2 separate regions of the Homo sapiens genome follow, and region 1 is linked to region 2. The links are chromatin contacts, found by Hi-C or POLR2A ChIA-PET in ENCODE. All regions are on one chromosome and are shown on one strand. Each heading gives the region's core, a stretch centred on a gene start or an enhancer-like site at or near the end of the contact. The rest is flanking DNA. Distances are from core to core; before and after follow the strand shown.

What was found. A loop is a pair of places that touch in the nucleus more often than their neighbours do. ChIA-PET counts read pairs that join two places held with the same protein, here RNA polymerase II (POLR2A). Pooled maps may share reads with other maps.
Region 1: a pooled map shows a loop between it and region 2 (2.3-fold over the local background). The contact joins two enhancer-like sites. A Hi-C loop is called at or near these places in 1 of 168 maps with a recorded cell type or tissue (mammary epithelial cell), 1 of 37 single-sample maps with no recorded cell type and 9 of 50 pooled maps. POLR2A ChIA-PET finds 5 or more read pairs at or near these places in 1 of 52 experiments (H1).

What each region holds. Positions count from the first base shown.
Region 1 is chrX:15,749,056-15,752,535 of GRCh38, forward strand. CA5B (carbonic anhydrase 5B) reads left to right here. Exons shown (of 8, transcript NM_007220.4): 2 at 916-1,110. The coding sequence starts at 969. It overlaps CA5BP1-CA5B (CA5BP1-CA5B readthrough), which reads left to right. Exons shown (of 12, transcript NR_160544.1): 5 at 916-1,110. Among named protein-coding and RNA genes, the nearest start is that of CA5B, 13 kb to the left of the region's middle. Within about 2 kb of position 1,921, at least 20 of the 41 ENCODE cell types and tissues checked have a DNase peak (open chromatin) inside an H3K27ac peak, as active enhancers do.
Region 2 is chrX:15,901,716-15,905,165 of GRCh38, forward strand. No RefSeq gene overlaps it. Among named protein-coding and RNA genes, the nearest start is that of AP1S2, 49 kb to the left of the region's middle. Within about 2 kb of position 1,641, at least 4 of the 41 ENCODE cell types and tissues checked have a DNase peak (open chromatin) inside an H3K27ac peak, as active enhancers do.

The DNA.
Region 1 (3,480 bases), core at 671-3,170, 150 kb before region 2:
AAAGGATGTCCTGAACATCTGTTTGAATGTGTCTCAAGTACTCAGACTAAACACTTCTAAATCTGTAGTGGAATGAATGTGTAACCAAGAAGAATTGATTTTTTTTTTTTCAAAATTTCAGAATGGAATAGGGATAGTTTTCAGGGAAAATGGATGAAGCAGTATTGTGGTGGGGAAAGTGTTCAAAGTTAATATTACCATAACTTCAGAACACCATAGTGAATACCTTGGAAAGCATCATCTTCATCTTCTGAGACTTTGACTGTGACCATGTGAAAGGTAGAGAGAGAATTCAGGATTAACTTTGTCTGTTTTCCCATGTTCAAGGGCCATTGTGTTACACCTAAAATTGGCAAAGAGTCATAGATTATATTTAAGCTCAGATTTCAAAACTGTCCATGACTATTTTGGCAGGATGTATCTTGGGTTTTTTGTTTTGTTTTTGTTTTTGTTTTTTTGTTGTTGTTGTTTTGTATGCAATCTAGATGCAGATGTTTGTTTTTAGTCAGCCTGGAGGGAGCTTTAATGTTGGGGTTCTTCGTACATGTAAATACCATGCTGGATAATTAATTGGGATTTCCTGGAGCAATTTTTTTTTTTTTAAGAAACTGTACTGTAAACAGTTTTTCATTCTTGTGGATAAAGAGAAGCTTTTCTCTGGATTTCTAATATTCGCCAACCCTGAGGGAAAGGCAAAGCATGTGAGTCAGTCCTCAGGACCCTCCCTGCCCTCCACTGAGGGGACCAATGAGTTTGAGGAACAAGAGTGGATAAACCGTTGACTCTCATCTGCCCTCCCTCCCTCCACCTCAGGGTGTGTACTGCTAGTCTGAATATTGTCCTGCTTAGAGGTTTCTCCATCATCTTAAGTTTCTGTTGTTTACAGCTTTCCCTCCTCTGCCCTCATCCCTCTAGATTATTAAGTTCCTGCAACTTAACTGGGAACTGATCAAGATTTCAAGCTAAAGATGGTGGTGATGAACAGCCTGAGGGTCATTCTTCAAGCCTCTCCAGGCAAATTGCTGTGGAGAAAGTTCCAGATTCCGAGATTCATGCCAGCGAGGCCCTGCAGCCTCTATACTTGTACTTACAAAACCCGGAACCGAGCCTGTGAGTACACCACTTCCTTAAAGAGAACAAAAAGGGCTCCAGCCTGAGTGACAGAGTGAAATCTCATCTCTTAGAAAAAAAGAGAAAAGAAAAGAGGGAGCAAGTGTGCAAGAGCAAAAATACTCATCTTTATAATAATCACACATGTTAAACATTTGTAGCTATGCTGTCTTTGGCTTTCCAGTGTAGGATTATATGCCTTATGAACTGTGAGAATAACTGTTTCTCTGTTGATTCATGAAAGTAAATGTAGAATGTTCTTTCTTGACTAATTTTAGCATGTTAAAATGATGTCATGCAGAAACTGGACAAGAGACAGATCCCGGTTTTTAATATTTTGGAACCTGTTGTTTATTATTTCTTGGTAGCAATTGTCTTTTTTTTTTTCTTTTAAACAAAGGTTGATCCACAAACCACAAATTATTTCTGGGAACCTTAAGTTTCTGGAAGTTGCATGTAAATGTTTGTAAACAGTTTACTAGCTTCAACGTTCTGGAATATTCTGTCCTGAGTTAGGAATTACTGAATTAATTCTAGCTGATCAGTTTGCAAGTGTGTGCTCTGCTGTAAGGATGGAAGATTGAGTGAGGCAGGAAATGGTCTTCCTCACACCTCTCTCATCTCGTTCCCCTCCTGGAAATACAAGGCATTGCCCATGTCCGGATGTGGCAGGGATTCTCCACTGCGGCATGATGGACATTGAGGATGGATCATTGTGTGTTGTAGGGGGTTGTCCTGTGCCCTGGAGGGTCTTTAGCAGCATTCCTGGCCTCTGCCTACTAGTTGCTAGTAGCACCCTCATGAAGCTATAACAACCAAAACTGTCTGCAGACATTGCCAAACATGCTCTGCGTGACTGCCCTAGAGAGGGCAGTTGAGAGAATGGGAAAGGATAATGTGTGTATTTGTGAACAGATAACTTTGAGTTAATGAAGAGATGAAATGGCTAAGTATTATCATTAAGGAGGAATTTTTCATGTTTTCCATTATTTAAAAAACATTGGCACAGAGTTTTCAAATGTTGGACTGCACTGAGGTCTAGGTTTCTCCCCTTTAGTGTTTATTTTCTTTGACCCCATATGCACATAATAAAAAGACTGAGTAAGAATGGAATGCTTGTAAATTAGTAATGCTAATCTAGCTACATCCAAGGGCTTGAAACTGCTCTACAAATATATTTTCACTGTAAGTTTATTTTGTTTCCTTCAACATTGACTGTGTTCTTTTTCAAATAAACGGACCAGAGGCATAATAAATTTCTGGTTGCTAGGTGTGGTTTCCTACAAACATGCCACATCCTACTGAGACTGGCTTATTCTGAACACTGGCACTTTGTGGTCTATGGTTTATATTGGAAAGTATTAATAGTTTTGCTTTTTTTTTTTTTGACAGTTGAAATTAAACATCCAAATCCGGTATACGTATGTAGTTAGGATAGTTTGCTGCTTTTAGTGCTGACAAAAAAAAACAAACAGTAGTGGCTTCGGGAGGGGCAGTTTTACTTAGTGAATTTCCCACAACAGATGACATGTTCTTGTTTCTAAGTTACTAGGAAAAACAGGGGACAGTCACCATTTGATTTTGTTTGTAGCATATTATACTGTTCCAACCTGTTTGCCCCAAGAATAATATTGTGGTCTTTGCTGCTCTGGGCCTTCGAGCCGGTCCTGTTTCTATGTTCTGGACCCTCGTCTGCTCAATTGTAAAGACAATTCTCATTGTTTCTGACAGCTCAATACCCCAACAGAAGGCCAATGTACACTTGTGACCAAGAATGACCCCAGATTCTTGAGGGTTTGAAAAGATAACGTGTTAATGAAAAAAGCCAAATTCTAAAATATTTGAAGAGGTTCATTCTGAGCCAAATATGAGTGACTGTGGCCCATGATACAGCCTCAAGAGGTCCTGAGAACACATGCCCAAGGTGGTTGGGTTACAGCATGGTTTAGGGAGACAGAAGTTACACGCAAGACATAAATCAATACATGTAAGGTATACATTGTGAGGACGAAACTCTGATTTTTTTTTTATCTTGCCCAAATTCCTATCTAAGGGGTCTGGGGAGTCATGCCCCACAAATCATAAATTCTCACCAGATGGGTTTTATTCAACCCTATATATCGTGATTTACTTTCCAAGCTGACTTTGGCATAACATTACAAGACAAAGAAGAAAATCAAAATATTTTACCCCAAAACATGTTTCTTTGCCATGTTTTGAAATAGCCCTGCAAAGCTGTTCTGCATGGGGGAAAATTTGTATCTGTAAAGAATCTCTGGGCCAGGCGCGATGGCTTACGCCTGTAATCTCAGCACTTTGCGAGGCCGAGGCGGGCGGATCACAAGGTCAGGAGATCAAGACTATCCTGGC
Region 2 (3,450 bases), core at 391-2,890:
TGTTATCACTGTTAGCATTTTGGGCAAAGCCATTCAACAAGTCTCTAGGAAGTTCCAAAGTTTTCCACATTTTCCTGTCTTCTTCTGAGCCCTCCAAACTGTTCCAACCCCTGCCTGTTACCCAGTTCCAAAGTCATTTCCACATTTTCAGATATCTACAGCAGTGCCTTACTCTACTGCTACCAATTTACTATATTAGTCTGTTCTCATGCTGCTGATAAAGACATACCCGAGACTGGGCAATTTAAAAAAGAAAGAGGTTTAATGGACTTACAGTTCCACGTGGCTGGGGAGGCCTCACAGTCATGGCAGAAGGCAAGGAGGAGCAAATCACATCTTATATGGATGGCAGCAGGCAAAGAGAGAGCTTGTGCAGGGAATTTCCCCCTGATAAAACCATCAGATCTCATGAGACTTATTCACTACCATGAGAACAGCACAGGAAAGACCTGCCTCCATGGTTCAATTACCTCCCGCCAGGTCCCTCCCACAACACGTGAGAATTCAAGTTGAGATTTGGATGGGGACACAGCCAAACCATATCACCTTATATGTGTAATATAATCTTTTAATTGTATGAAGTAATTCGTGGTAGTTTGGGTTTTTGTTTCATTTATTCATTTGAGACAGGCTCTTGCTCTATCATTCAGGCTGGAGTGCAGTGGTGTGATCACTGCATACTGCAGCCTGGACCTCCTAGGCTCAAGCGATCCTCCCACCTCAGCCTCCCAAGTAGCTGGGACTACAAGTGCACACCATCATGCCCAGCTAATTTTTGTATTTTTTGTAGAGATGGGGTCTTGCCATGTTGCCCAGGTTGGTCTTGAACTCCCAGGCTCAAGCCATCTACCCGTCTCAGCCTCCCAAAGTACTGGGATTACAGGTGTGAGCCACTGCACATGGCTCATTTTGTTTTTATAATTATTATTATCATCATTATTATTATTTTTGAGATGGAGTCCTGCTCTGTCACCTCCGCTGGAGTGCAGTGGTGCAATCTCGGCTCACTGCAACCTCCACCTCCTGGGTTCAAGCAATTCTCTTGGCTCAGCCTCCCCAGTAACTGGGATTACAGGCACACACCACCATGCCCAGCTAATTTTTTTGTATTTTTAGTAGAGACGGGGTTTCGCCATGTTGGCCAGGCTGGTCTTGAACCCCTGACCTCAGGTGATCTACCTGCCTCAGCCTCCCAAAGTGCTGGGATTACAGGCGTGAGCCACTGTGCCCTGCCATAAATATTATCTTTAATTCAGTTTTGTTCACTATTTACTGGCTGTTGATGTACCCTTGTAAATTACTCTGATTTACTGCATAACAAAGTGAGCTTTTTTATTTAGTCATTCTAACATAAAATTTTTTATCATGCTGTGCTTTTTCACAAATATGTAATTGACAAATGCAAGTTGTATATATTCAAAGTGTGTTTTACTTTTCTTTAATGGATGGTAAAGACAGTAAAAGCTAAGAGAGAGATTAGCATTGGCAGGATTTCCATAGCAGAGCCCTTCAGGAGGAAGTGAGACTTTTGTTGGGTCTTCAAAGGGAGAAGTCACATAATCTTTGAAAGTGGAAATGGACGTTAGAGTTCATCTGCCCCACCTCTTCCTTTAGCAGATGAAGAAATAGAAATCTAGGGAAGTACCGTTTTCAAAAAAGGCTTTAATAAAGTTTCAACATTATCAGACCAACCGCAAGGTAATTGTAAGAGGAGAACCCCATGGCCCTACAATTGCAGGTTGTTTCTTTTTCTAGGTCTTTGCCTCTCTGCTCAGTGTATGCTCCCAGTACTATTCAAAGGGCCCTGAGTGGGTGGTTCAGATGCTGTTAGTCACTGACAGGGATGAGCGGACAGGAACCTCAGATCTCTCCTCTTCCCCTCTTGACCCCAGCAGGTGTTGCCTGTAGCCTATTAGATTACATCTGGGGCAGTGCGGTGCCAGCTGATGTACTGTCTGTTGTGGTTTATGCCTGGGGCTATGGTCCACCATATCCAAAGAGTACCAAGTGCTTAGAAATGGTACATACTATTCACTTCATCCTTAAAGAGCTGCTTCTCTTTATCATACAATTCGCATTTAGGAGGCAATTTGTTTGATAATAATAATAATACTAGTAAGTAACTCTCTTACTAGTCTTAACAGTGACTAGTAAGAGAATTATAATTCCCTCTCCCACCCCCAATCCCCACCATTTGTTAAAAAATAAAAGATGAAAGGGAGACTCAGATAAGTTAGCTTGCCCAAGGTCACGTCTTCCAAAATGGCAGAGTCAGGTTCTACCTCAGACACCTGGCTCCAAAATATGTGCTGTTTTCACTATAACTCACTAACTGTGAACTGTTATCTTTGTCATTTTGTTTAATCCTGTTTTCCTCTGTCATGAATTGGCAATTAATTTATAGTAATTTTTTTATGGTATTAGCAGTTCACTGAAAATAAGGTTGCCAGATTAAACACTAAGCAATATTTGGAACATTTTTTTTTGTTTGTTTGTTTGGCAGAGTCTCACTCTATCTCCCAGGCCAGAGTGCAGTGGAGCAATCGTAGGTCACTATAACTTCAAACTCCTGGGCTCAAGTGGTTCTCCCACTTCAGCCTCCTGAGTAGCTGGGACTACAGGTGTGCACCACCACACCTGCCTAATTTTCATTTTATTTTTTTGTTGAGACAGGGTCTTGCTATGTTACCCAGGCTGGTCTCAAACTCCTGGGCTCAAACGATCCTCCTGCCTTGGCCTCCCAAAGTGCTGGGATTACAGGCATGAGTCACAGTGCCCAGCCTGGAACATGTTTATACTAAAAAATTATTTGTTGTTTATCTGAAATTCAAATTTAACTGGGCAACCTCTATTTTTAATTTGCTAAACCTGGCAAACCAAACCAAAAATCTTTGAAAAAATATTATTTCTAGTGAGGTTATCCCCCTCATAAGGTAGAGAAACACATGGAATAGGTTGGTTACTGAGTGAAGACCTTAAATAAGTCTTCTCAAGTCTTAACGAGGGTTAAGGATTTGCCCCCTCCACCCACCAAGGGAATTTGGCAATGTGTGAAGATGTTTTTGGCATCCTGACTGGAGAGGGGTGGTGCTACTGGCATCTAATGGGTAGAGGCCAGGGATGCTGCCAAACATCCTACAATGCACAGGACAACTCCACAACAAAGAATGATCTGATCCAAAATGACAATCGTACCAAAGTTAAGTGACCTTGCCTTAAAATTTTCGCTGGTCAACCAGTAAAGAGAATTCTAACTTAAATTTTCCTTAAAAATCACTTAGTATAAAAAAAGTCACTTATTTATACTAACATAGTATACATCCAGAAGTACTATATATATAACATTAAATATATAATATTAAATATACATATACATATTTAATCCCTTTGAGGCTAGCAATACATTTCCATATAAAGATTTGTCTTTTTCTATTTCCCAGTAATATAATG